Linked DNA regions of Homo sapiens: region 1 is linked to region 2. A link is a contact called in ENCODE Hi-C or POLR2A ChIA-PET data. All regions are on one chromosome and are shown on one strand. The core of a region is the stretch at or near the end of the contact, and the rest is flanking DNA. Distances in the headings are between cores, read along the strand shown. Region 1 overlaps SNX29 (sorting nexin 29). Region 2 overlaps SNX29 (sorting nexin 29).

What was found. A loop is a pair of places that touch in the nucleus more often than their neighbours do. ChIA-PET counts read pairs that join two places held with the same protein, here RNA polymerase II (POLR2A). Pooled maps may share reads with other maps.
Region 1: a map of HCT116 shows a loop between it and region 2 (5-fold over the local background). The contact joins two enhancer-like sites. A Hi-C loop is called at or near these places in 2 of 168 maps with a recorded cell type or tissue (HCT116 and endothelial cell of umbilical vein) and 4 of 50 pooled maps. POLR2A ChIA-PET finds 5 or more read pairs at or near these places in 1 of 52 experiments (GM12878).

Annotation. Positions count from the first base shown.
Region 1 is chr16:12,339,253-12,345,398 of GRCh38, reverse strand. The region is part of intron 15 of SNX29 (sorting nexin 29); the gene reads right to left. Among named protein-coding and RNA genes, the nearest start is that of SNX29-AS2, 30 kb to the left of the region's middle. RefSeq lists an enhancer at 2,878-4,077. Within about 2 kb of position 3,783, at least 2 of the 41 ENCODE cell types and tissues checked have a DNase peak (open chromatin) inside an H3K27ac peak, as active enhancers do.
Region 2 is chr16:12,571,964-12,577,706 of GRCh38, reverse strand. It overlaps SNX29 (sorting nexin 29), which reads right to left. Exons shown (of 21, transcript NM_032167.5): 21 at 3,420-5,743. All of the region lies in intron 1 of SNX29-AS3 (SNX29 antisense RNA 3), which reads left to right. Among named protein-coding and RNA genes, the nearest start is that of SNX29-AS3, 36 kb to the left of the region's middle. Within about 2 kb of position 4,331, at least 3 of the 41 ENCODE cell types and tissues checked have a DNase peak (open chromatin) inside an H3K27ac peak, as active enhancers do.

The sequences.
Region 1 (6,146 bases), core at 2,534-5,033, 230 kb after region 2:
CACACAGAAGTCTTAGACATCATACTAGGTGCTGGTGTTGTCCCTATTTTATATGGGAGGAAACTGAGGCCCACAGGGACTAGAACACTTGCCCATGGTCACATGGAGATGGCTGCAGTAGCTAACGCCCAGACCCATGTTCTATCTGTTACATGAGGCTCCCCCAGAAGAAGGTGTAGCATGCACTTCTGCAGATGGTAATGTCTCCTGGGCAGTTCACAGCTCTAGCGCAGAGCACAGGATCTTACCCAACTCCACGTGTGTTACTGGAGATCACTGCCAAAGCCACTGACAACACCAGACACTTGTAGGGCTTATTTCTGCTGCATGGATTATGGGAGGGTCAGCGGAAAAAGGGGCAGAGGCCTCTTTCCTTAAACGTAGCATATGAGGTGGTTTACTTGGCGCCACACAATGGGTGTAATTATAGTTCCATCACAAGCACAAAACATGGTGCTCGGCTAGGCCTGTGAAAATGGGGCCGGAATTACTTTAAAAAGGCTCTGCTGGCCTCTCCTTTCAAAAGCACAGTGGTTACAGGCTGGCTTGCAGAGGACGGCTATTGATTTCCCAAGACCTGGGAGTTAGAAGGCAGCGCAGCGTTGGCCTCCTCTCCTCCCCAGCACAGAAAGCCTTCTCCAGCCTGCTGGGCAGGCAGCCCAGGAGGAGAAAGAGGAAGAGGAGGATACAGTGAGGCCACTGTCATTAAGAGCAAACATTTACTGAGCATGTATTGGACGCCAGACCCAACCCTAAGCCCCATCCTTGTGTTAACTTATCCATACAAGGCCTGTCCATGGCTCCTTCTTAAGAAACTTATCTTCAATATCTGAAAATTCTCAGATTCTTTCATTCATTTATTCATTCATTCCACAAACATCTACTGAGCATCTACCATTTGCCAAACCCTGTTTTAAACACTATGGATACAGCAGCAAACAAGAGAGACTCTTGCCCTCATGGTTTCTATATTCTAGCTAGTGGTTCCATCTACAGATTGAGGAAATGGAGGCTCACGGAGGTTTAGTCCTAGGCAAAGCTAACACTAAAGGCCGTGGGATTGGAACCAGAGTCCTTTCTCACACCACCATGCTGGACAATCTCTCTCTGCTTTGGGTTATTTTATAAACCCTCTCCCTTTGTGAGGTTGTATTAGTCTGTTCTCATGCTGCTGACAAAGACATACCCAAGACTGGGTAATTTATAAAGAAAAAGAGGTTTAATGGACTCACAAGTTCCACATGACTGGGGAGGCCTCCCAATCTGGCAGAAGGCGAAAGGCATGTCTTATATGGCGGCAGACAAGAGAGTGAATGAGAGCCAAGAGAAAGAGGAAACCTCTCATAAAACCATCAGATCTCATGAGACTCACTACCACAAGAACAGGAGAGGGGAACAACCTCTGTGATTCAATTATCTCACACTGGGTCCCTCCCACAACATGTGGGAATTATGGGAGCTACAATTCAAGATGAGATTTAGGTGGGGACACAGCTAAACCACAGAAGAGGTCAAATGCACCTCCCTGCACAGGCCTGGAAGCACTAATTCATTTACTTATTCAGTCATTCATTCACGTTTCTTCATTCATTCAACAAACATTTATTGAGCAACGGTGTGCCAGGCACTGATCTGAGCTCTGGGCATCAGTGTGACAAGGACCCTGCCCCTGCCCCTGCCCCTGCCCTCACAGAGCTCCCTATCTCGTGGGGATCTAGGTGGTCAACGGTTCTCAGACAAAGTGGCCAGTGGCACAGCAGGAAGACTACGGTCCCTGGGAACAGGAAGGGGAGGCAGCTACCCGTCCTAGGGCTTGTGATACTAAGCTGAGGCCAAAGGCAGGAAGAGGTCAGCTGGCAGGAGGCATGAGAACAGGTTCACACCCAAGCCCCATCATTCATCTGCTCCCATTTCCTCGGCTATAAAGTGGGGCTCCATCGTATCGAGCAGGATTTTAAACATGGTTAAGATGTGACTTCAGAGCAGCCAGCCTGGCACAGGGCCTGGGGCAGCTTCTCTTTATCTCCGAGAATAGGTTGCTGGACACAGAAGTTATTTAGTACCGTGAAGCTAACACTAGCACACCAAGTCAGAAGTTTTCTGGAAAACATTTCACCCTGAAGTGCTGCTTTTCCATTCATTCTGCAAGGTGCTGGAAAGCACAGGCTTTCACATAAAGATGTGAATTCTGAAATTATGTGGCTCTTTGTCGTGTTCTCATGTCTTGAGAAATCAGTGGAGGCTGGTGTGCGTTTTTAATCATATTCCCTTCGAAGTAGCACACAGAGACCTCCTGAATATTTCAACCACGGGCTCAATAAATTATGTCCAAGTTTCAAGAGAAAGACAGTAAATGAAAGAACATTAAATTTTATGAGCATCAAAATGTTGTTTTCCTTTGAGAGTCTCTTTCTCACACCCAACAGCACTCCCGTAAAGCTGCCAAGAGCCTCCTTCAGGTAAAGGCTGGCTTGCTCCTCCCAGGAAGGGGTATGCAGCCATTCATTTGTGCCAAGCAGTAATTCATGAACACCAGCACCTGGACAGAGGGAAGACTGTGCTCAAATGTGAGCGAGCACTGTGGGGTACTGGTCTGGGGGATGAACTTGGAGCTGGACGGCCAGGATTCTGTCCCAGTCTGCCAGTAACTTGCTGGGTGACCTTGGGTAAATCATTCAACCTCTCTGGACCTCAGTTTCTGCATCTGAAAAATGGTGGCCATAGGAGCTCTTACATGATAGCGTTGTTATGAGGACTAAATGAGCCAATATACAACTCAAGCTTCGTAAAAGACACAAGATTCTGATTCTTACAGCTTTGATTGACACACAGAACTGGGCACATCCCTACAACTTCCTTAAGCCCCACAGACATTACAATGGAAAGACGAGATGGTATAGTTTAAAACAACAACATGGAATTTAAGGGCTTGAATCTGGGACCACACTTCACTGGCTGTGTCCCATGAACGGGGCAGCCATTGTTTCTACACAGCTCTGAACACCCCTAAGCCTCATGGTTTCATCAGCAACATGGAGACTGTAATCTCTTCTCTCCATGGGACACTGAAGATATGACCGAGATCTTGTATGTTAAAATGCCAAGCATACACTCTTGCCCTCAGGAGGCATGCAGCAGACATCTGTGACTTTTCTTCCCTTGCAGAGGGCAACAGGCAATAAAACTTTTTCTCTGGGTGACTCATATCCCCATGATATACGCAGTGAAGGTAAGTGCAAAAGTATCACAATGCTTCCCTGCCTAGGCCACCCCCAACAGAGTGGCTCATCAAATGTGATCTTCTTCTGTTTTCTATTCAACAGTCAGCATTACAAGACCACATCTACCTCCCAGAATCTGGGAGAGGTAAAAGAGTTCACGTTCTCAGCAGCATCTATGAAGCTGGGGTCTCAAGCCTAAATTTCTTTACTTCCTGGCACGAAGCACTGTGCTGGAAATGACCTGGCAGCTACGGAGTCACTAGCCCACAGCTGCTCTAATCCCTACAATGGGAATGTCATGAAGACAACAAGTGGGTCCTTGTGGCAGAGATACTGGTGCTCACCATGCACCCTACCTGCTCCCCAAGCTTCCCAGCCCCCTCTGCACAACAGGGCACAAGCTTCTGACTTAGGGCCAACGAGTTCCAGGTGGAAGTGACAAATGTTTCTTCTGAGTCATAGCATAGGACTGCTGGCGTGTGACCCTGCACCATCCCTTCCCTGTAACACTAAGTGAGAAAGCCATGGTGTGGCCACAAGATGGGAGCCTCTGTCCACCTAGATTTCTGAGTCATTATGTGGAGCAGAACAGTCCCACTGTTGCCCTTGGGCAACCCATGTTGGACACATACGAACAGGAAATAAGCTTTTATTTTGTTAAAGACCGAGATTGAGGATCATTTGTTACTGTGGCAGAACCAATCCTATTCTGACATGTGTCAACTTGACAACCCTGTATCTTCCTAGCTCTCTCACAATGGGCCTGAAAGTCTGAGGAAAGGCACAGAGGCCAAAGACATTTGTTAAAGGCAGCTTTGCAACAGCCACAGGAAGTAGGTATCATGATATCCTTTTACCCAAGAAGAAACTGGTCTCAGACACATTAAATCATTTGTTCAAGGTCATACAAATCACAAGTGGTGAAGTCAGAATTTGAACCCAGGTCTATCCATCACAAGACTTGTATTCTGTCTGCTATATGGGCCCAGGCAGTACTTTCTAATGAGTTTGTCTGTGAAAGCCCCAAATACAATTCAAATCTCTCCTTGGGCTCCAATAATAATAGTAACCATAGGTTGGATGCGTTCCACAGGCCAGACACTCTTCTTGGTCCTTTATCAATATTCCTTCACTGTAATCATCACGTCTCTTCAAGGCATTATGCCCATTCTACAGGTAAGGAAATAGGGGCTTAGAAGAGACTGTAGGATGAGTTCTCATAACCTCATGGTGAAGTAAATAGAGGAAAGATGCCAGTGGTGACAGACAAAGGATAGGGGCCCCTTTAGTGGATGGAAGGCAAAGACTCCACGTAAAAGGCTATAAAGCGGGACACTGAGGAACACTCTCCACTGGAGGATCTCAGACCTTCAAGAACCCACAAAGATGCTTCAATGCCCAAGATACCACATGCTCCGGGTGACCTAATCAGACTCTTAGAGATGTTTGCTGCCGGGGTTGTGAAAGAGAGACAGGGGAGATCGTCCCTTCTGGTCCCTCCCGACTGTTCTCGCAGTTCTAGCCTCTTGTCTACCTGGCCACCAGGTGCAAGTTACTGATAATAACCTCACACTGCCCCCAAGTGGTCACTCTGCTCCAGATGACTCACAGACCAACGTTTCCAGAACTCCAAACACAAATCTGTTCAATGCAAAACCATGCTCTTCCCATTCTGTCTCCCACATCCATCCATCCTTACTATTACATGCCAAGCACTGTCTAGACACTGGGGATACAACAGGGAACAAACAGATAAAAGCTCCTTCCTCCTCTGAGCTTACATCCTAGAGCTCAAGGTTAGGAATGCTTACTGACTGAGGAACATTGTCTTTATGCCCCGTTACAGAGAATAGGACTTCAAACAAAAGGTTGGGCTTCAATAGAAATTCTCCTTCCTTTGCAGAGACCAGATTCTGCATCTGAGAAATTAACCAGGATTTCTACAGCTGCATTCCATTCTAGTTAGTTTCTCCAGGGAAGGAGAAGAAGGGGAGGAGGATGGAGAAGATGACGATGATGAAAACAAAGATGAAAAAGAAAACAATTTTTGGCTAAGAAACTAAACCTGATCATTATGTCTTGGATTTAAATCTAAAAAGTGATCGTCTCCAATTCCTCATTTGATGCTAAAAGACCCTTTTTCAGTGACCCTCATGGTGAACATCTCTCTTTTTCTCTCTGCCCAAGATGAATTCCCCTCTTTTTTGGCTAATGGAATCCTGCTTTTTCTTAAGAAACCACCTCTCTTCCTAGTGATCTGGGGAAGCTGACCAAACGCCCCCACTGACTGTTGGCCACGTGCCCTGGCCCTGCCAATGAGTGTATTTCATCCTTTAGCCACAGTGACTGGTTCAGGGATGGCAGAAGACTCAAGTCAGGCCAATAAGAGTCAATTCCAAGAATCTTGTTAGAGCTACTGGGAGAGAAACCCTCTCTTCATGACAAGAATTGCTAAGCTCATAGGACATAAGCTTGGAGCTGCTAGGATCCATCACATATAGAGAAAGCCTTCCTAAGAATGAAGACCACAAAAAAGAAAGCAGAGAGCAACAGCAGGAAGAGAACATCCACATTTGCTCATCTGACCTCTGGATGCAACCCTGCCAAAGGTTACACCAATCCTTGGATGTCCAGTTTTCATCACTCAAAAAGCTTCATTTCTTGTTAAGCCCAGTTTGAGTTTTCTGTCATTTGGATTAGAGTCCTGACTCACAGAGCCACCAAGTAACTGCCCAGTTTCTGCTTCAACACCTCCACTCACAAGAAACTCACTACCCATAATCTTTTTTTTTTTTTTTTTTTTTTTTGAGACAGAATCTCACTCTGTCGCCCAGGCTGGAGTGCAATGGCACGATCTCAGGTTACCACAACCTCTGCCTCCCAGGTTCAAGAGATTCTTCTGCCTCAGCCACACAAGTAGCTGGG
Region 2 (5,743 bases), core at 3,082-5,581:
CAGAATCCTCAGCTATAGATGGTGGGGCATTAGCGCAGGCTTTGAGGCCACTCTCAGGGCAAGTTTCTATGACAGCCCCCCACATCCCTGCCCCTTCATAGCAGATTTTAGGGTTCGGTTTTGTTTTGAGACGGGCTTGCTTTGTTGCTCAGGCTAGAATACAGTGGTGTGATCACAGCTCATGGCAGCCTCTGCCTCCTAGGCTCAAGCGATCCTCCCATCTGTCTCCTGAGGAGCTGAGACACAGGCATATGCAACCACACCTGGCGTGTGTGTGTGTGTGTGTGTGTGTGTGTGTGTGTGTACATGTGGTTGTGTTTTTTTGTAGAGATGGAATTGTTACTGTGTTGACTAGGCTGGTCAAAATTCCTGGGCTCAACTGATCCAACCCATCTTGGCCTCTAAAAGTGTTGGGATTGCAGGTGTGAGCCACTGCACCCAGCCAATACTTTTTAAAGCACTGTCTGCCACGGCAGAGGTCACCAGGAGCAGAGCAGGGCAGGAGTCCTACGGAGGATTGTGGTCGAGTGACTGATCCAAACCAATGTTAAAGGTCGCAGTGGTTGCTGCGTGGAGAGGAGCCTGAATGGCAGTGTGATGGCACGGGGGGTGACTGGGGAGGACAGTGTGGCACCCACATCATGAGAGGCAATGGCAGCTTTGACCATGGTGGTGGTGAGGCGTGGAGGGTGCTGGAAGCAGTCGGATCTAGATCTATTTCAGGGGTGGAACCAAGGGCAGTAGTGCACCTTACCTGTCTTGCTCACTGCCGTGTGCCCGGCAACTGGTATACAGTAGGTGCTTGTTTCTTAAGGAAGTGAATAAATAGGAACCTGGTCAATTACGAGGTAGGGGACAGGAAGAGGCAAGGACTGGTGGCCTCCACAGCTGCTGAGATGGAACCTCTACTTCCTGAGCTGGGGAGTCACGGGTAGGAGCACTTTTGGGGCAGAAAACAAAAGATGCCTTTTAGTTTGGTTTGAGATGCTCATGAAGTGATGCAAATGGAGTGTTGGTTAGGCAGTCAGAGATGAGGCTGACATAGGTTTGGGAGTTGGGTCCACAGAGCTCTGTTGCCCAATACGGGAAGACACCAGTCATACAGGACACTGAGTCCTTGAGATGCAGTTCGTCTGAGCAGAGCTGTGCAGTGCATAAAATAACACACCAGTTTGGCAGACTTAGTACCCAAAAATGGAAAATAAATCAGTAAGATTCAAAAGGATTGCGTGTTGAAATGGCAATGTCTTGGATGTATTGGGTTAAATGAAATAAACTATTACAATTATCACCTGCGTTTTAAAAATATTTTTAATGGGGCTACTAGAATTTGTTTTTGTGAAACAGGATCTCACTCTGTTGCCCAGGCTGGAATGTAGTGCTATGATCACTGCTCACTGCAGACTTGAACTCCTGGGCTCAAGCGATCTACCTGTCCTGGCCTCCTGAGTAGCTGGGAAGACAGGAGCATGCTACCATATGTGGCTAATTAAAAAAAAAAAAAAAAAAAAAAAAAAAACTGGGCCGGGCACGGTGGCTCACTGCTGTAATCCCAGCACTTTGCGAGGCCGAGATGGGTGGATCACGAGGTTTAGGAAATCCAGACCATCCTGGCTAACATGGTGAAACCCCATCTCTACTTTAAAAAAAAAAAAAAAAATTAGCCAGGCATGGAGGCATTTGCCTGTAGGTCCCAGCTACCTGGGAGGCTGAGGCAGGAGAATGGCGTGAACCCAGAAGGCAGAGGTTGCAGTGAGCTGAGATTGGTGCCACTGTACTCCAGCCTGGGCGACAGAGCAAGACTCCGTCTCAAAAAAAAAAAAAAAAATAAAAAAAATAAAAACAAAAACAAAAAAAACAAAAAAACCTTGTTAGAGACAGGGTTTTGCTATGCTGCCCAGGCTGGTCTTGAATACCTGGCCTCAAGCTGTCCTCCTGTTTCGGCCTCCCAAAGTGCTGGGATTACAGGCCTGAGCCATTGCACCTGGCTGAAAATTTTAAATGGCATACATGGCTCACATGGTATTTCTGCTGGACAGCGCTGATGGAGGTGGCATTGGGAGGGTCACTTAGGATGGTGCAGGACAGGAGCAGCAGCCTGAAGACTGCCTTGACGTCCCTCTGCATTCCCCTAAGTGCGGCCTCCTGACTTAATGCCCATGGCAACGCAGCTGTGGGGTGCCTGGCATAGTGCCCACATCACCCCCACCCCCAGACAGAAATGGTTACGCATCGCCTCCATCTGTGACAGCCCACAGCAGCCTTTGCGCAGCCGGGCTTTAAGAGCCACCTGCAACAATGCCCTTCATGCGGCCCTGGTGGGAACTGACTTTATGCCTGGATTCTCATCCCAGGAGCCTTTCTTTTCTCTGTTACCATAACTGGGTTAAAAATGTTGCCTATTTTGTTGCAGGGTCTGAGTACTTAAGCCAGTGTAAATTATTTGGGAGGTGTGGGGGCAGTGCAGAGTTTCTTTTCATCCTTTAGGTCTCAGCTTAAAAGTCACTTTAGCCAGCCAGGTGTGGTGGCTCACACATGTAATCCCAGCACTTTTGGAAGCTGAGGTGGGTGGATCACTTGAGGTCTGAGTTCGAGACAAGCCTGACCAACATGGAAAAACCCTGTCTCTACTAAAACATAAAACTTTAGCCAGGAGTGCTGGCCCATGCATGTAATCCCAGCTACGCAGGAGGCTTGAGGCAGGAGAATTGCTTGAACCCGGGAGGCGGAGGTTGTGGTGAGCGGAGATGGCACCTTTGCACTCCAGCCTGGGCAACAAGAGTAAAAAACTGTCTCCAAAAAAAAAAGCCACTTTAGCCAAGAGGACCCCTTGGCCTTAGCCCCATGGCTCTCCACTGGCCCCCCTCCCCCCAGGGGACCTCTGGCCATGTCTGGACATCTGTCTGTTACAACTAAAGGGGTGCCCCTGGCCTCTAACAGGTGGAGGCATCCTACAATGTACGGGACGGCCCCCCACAACAGAATCATCCAGTCCCCAATGACAGCAGTGCCTAGGCTGTTGAACGTAGATTCTTGGTTGGGACCAAGAATTTCTAATTCCTGTCACTCTTGCAATATTTACTGTGGTCTGAAATTATCCGGATGGTTGACTTCTTAAAAATCTGTCTGCTTCATGTCCAGTGCGACTCCAACAGTACACCTTACCTGTCTTACTGCTGTATGCCAAGCACCTGGTATACAGTAGCCGCCTAATAATTGTTTCTTCTAGAAGTGAATACATAGGTACCTGTAATGAGGAGTGTTTTCTGTATGAAATTTTAATGCTGCATTGCCAGTTTATCCAAATCTGCCTAATTAACTCAAAATGAGATTCTGCTCCATTTCAATTCAGTTGATCCACGTGTATTAAGTTCACCTCAATCTCCAGTTGTTGAAAAAGAACTGAGACAGAGACCATCCACTGAAGTATCTAATTTATAAAATGTCACAATTTGTGTCATTGTAAAGAGGTTGATCTCAACCAGGTTGTAACAAAATTTCCACAGCTTATTCCAAAAGAAAATTTTAATACAAGAGATCTTAAAAAATTAAACACATTTGTTTAAAAATCCTATTATGTAAACCTTAACATAAGAGGGTAGTTAAGATAATACTACAGGTTTCAGGGCGTTTCCACAGACTTCTAGACCTTATGTACACACAGACTATCAGACTCTAGATATGTGGCCTGCTTACCCTTAAGGGGGTGCACTGGGAGCCGATCATGGGCGCCCCCTAGTGGGGTTACCATCGCTCCTCCATTCAAAAAAGACTCGCTTCTCTAAGAAGTCGGTGTCAGGTGAGTAAGCGTTCTACCTGACGGCTAAGCCAGGGATGAAGAGAGGCCAACATTCTTCTTAGGATGAGTCCTGGATAATAAAAATTCCAATTAGCTCTACCCCCATCCCCTTCACTCCGGGAAATTAATGGTCTCTGGGGTCACTGAGCGTTTAGTAGCTCTGGGTGCAAATGTACGATCCACCATTCCGTGTGCTACTGTCCTCAGTCCCAATTTTTGCAAGGGCATCCTCTGTCTTACCTACACTGACAGTGAATGAGTGGTGGTTCCCCTTGCCGTTCATGGAGACCAGCGGCAGAGCTGAGAAAATTTGAGGGGAAGTGGGGGAAGCCTGGGTGAGTGGTTTTCCGGTTAGGATGGGAAAACACTTACGCACCAGTAAGAACTAAATCCCTGGGCCTCTTAAACCACCAGTGAATCTAGAATCTTCCGCCAGCAGCGCTGCTCCTTAATGTCATAGGCTCAACTATCTTATTAAGGAAGCCAGATTTCTTTTTCACTTCTCTATAGAAACTAGCTATAAGGAAGGATACGCAACTTGGTTGCTGGGATTTAGAAGTAACTGTCTACTCCATGACATAATTCAGAGTACCCAAATCGGGCCCATAAGATGGCAATGGCTCATGGCTAGAGTGAGGAATACCAGAGATGACTGATCGAGGTACATTTCAACAACCATGGGATGAACTGCGGGATCCGGTCTGCCTAGAGCCGGGAGACCCTGGATGGCTACACCCTTACTTCTATTGACCAAGGAGCTGAAGCTTTATTTTGGAAACAAGATCAAGATTGTGTATTAGAAAAACATAAAGATGAACTTTCTTGGCACAGAAATGAGATAAAATATACAGTGCTACAACTGCAGAATTAGCACGGACGCCAATCTAAAAACAGCAAATATTTAACAGTAGCTTTAATGAATTAATGCACAATATTTTGAAAAATCTTTGACCTTGCTCATAAGCAGATGCCTGCCTTGAAGAAACACTCCAAGTCTGCCGTGATTCCGAGCGAAATGCCAAGGCAGAGTCAAGACAATCATTACCTTTAGGGCTGAAACCTGGGCATGAGGCTGCCCCTTCTGGGATGCCTCCTAACCAGTCTGATGTACTGGGGAAGGAGGAGTGAGGTGGGGTCTTCCTCGGGTCCCAGAAGCTGAAAACCCAGCCCTTCCTTTGCCATCAGTTCTGTGCCAAGGCTGGAAGATGCTGCTGGAGTGCAGGGCTTCCCCCGTGTGGGTGCTGCAGCTCACACAGGAGCTTGGTGGAGGAATGAAGGATGGATTCTGGGGGTAGCCGGAGGGGAGGGGGCTCACTGGGAGCCCAGAGAACATGGCTGGACCTCCCTGTGAGGAGCCAGATGGTGTCGCAGCCCCCTGTGGGGGCTTGAGCACGTGGAGCAGGAAGGCCGAGGCCTGGAACCCCAAGAACTGGTCCTCAGGGTTGGCAAAATGTACCATGCAGAACCAAGAGAGGCAGCCACTGCCGGCCTGGGCCACAGAGCCCTGCCTCAGGCTGTTGGGATATAAGCCGCCTCCAGAAGGCAGAGCCTGCTGTCCATCAACCAGGCAGGCTGGTGGGCTTCACTCCTGTTTCCAACCTGGATTGTGATCACTGGCCCCAGTACTTGTTAGTTGCATCAGCTACAGCCATGGTATCAATCCACCTGGTGTAAACGACTTTCAGGAGCCTCTGGTTTTTAAAGCACAATACTACCTGCCATGGTTCTAAGAAATTACATGGTTATCAAAATTGATCTTAATAAGCTCCAAAGTATGAAGCAGGGCCAAGGGCTGTGATCAGACCCAGTCCACATCCCTCCCCTTCCTCTTCCTAGATCTTGCAAGATGGTTCCCTTGTTTACAACTCCACTGGATGATCCCTTTTATAGCCAGCAGCTCCCTAGATGCAACTGGTGACTGGATGTGAAGATGGCTACCACCAT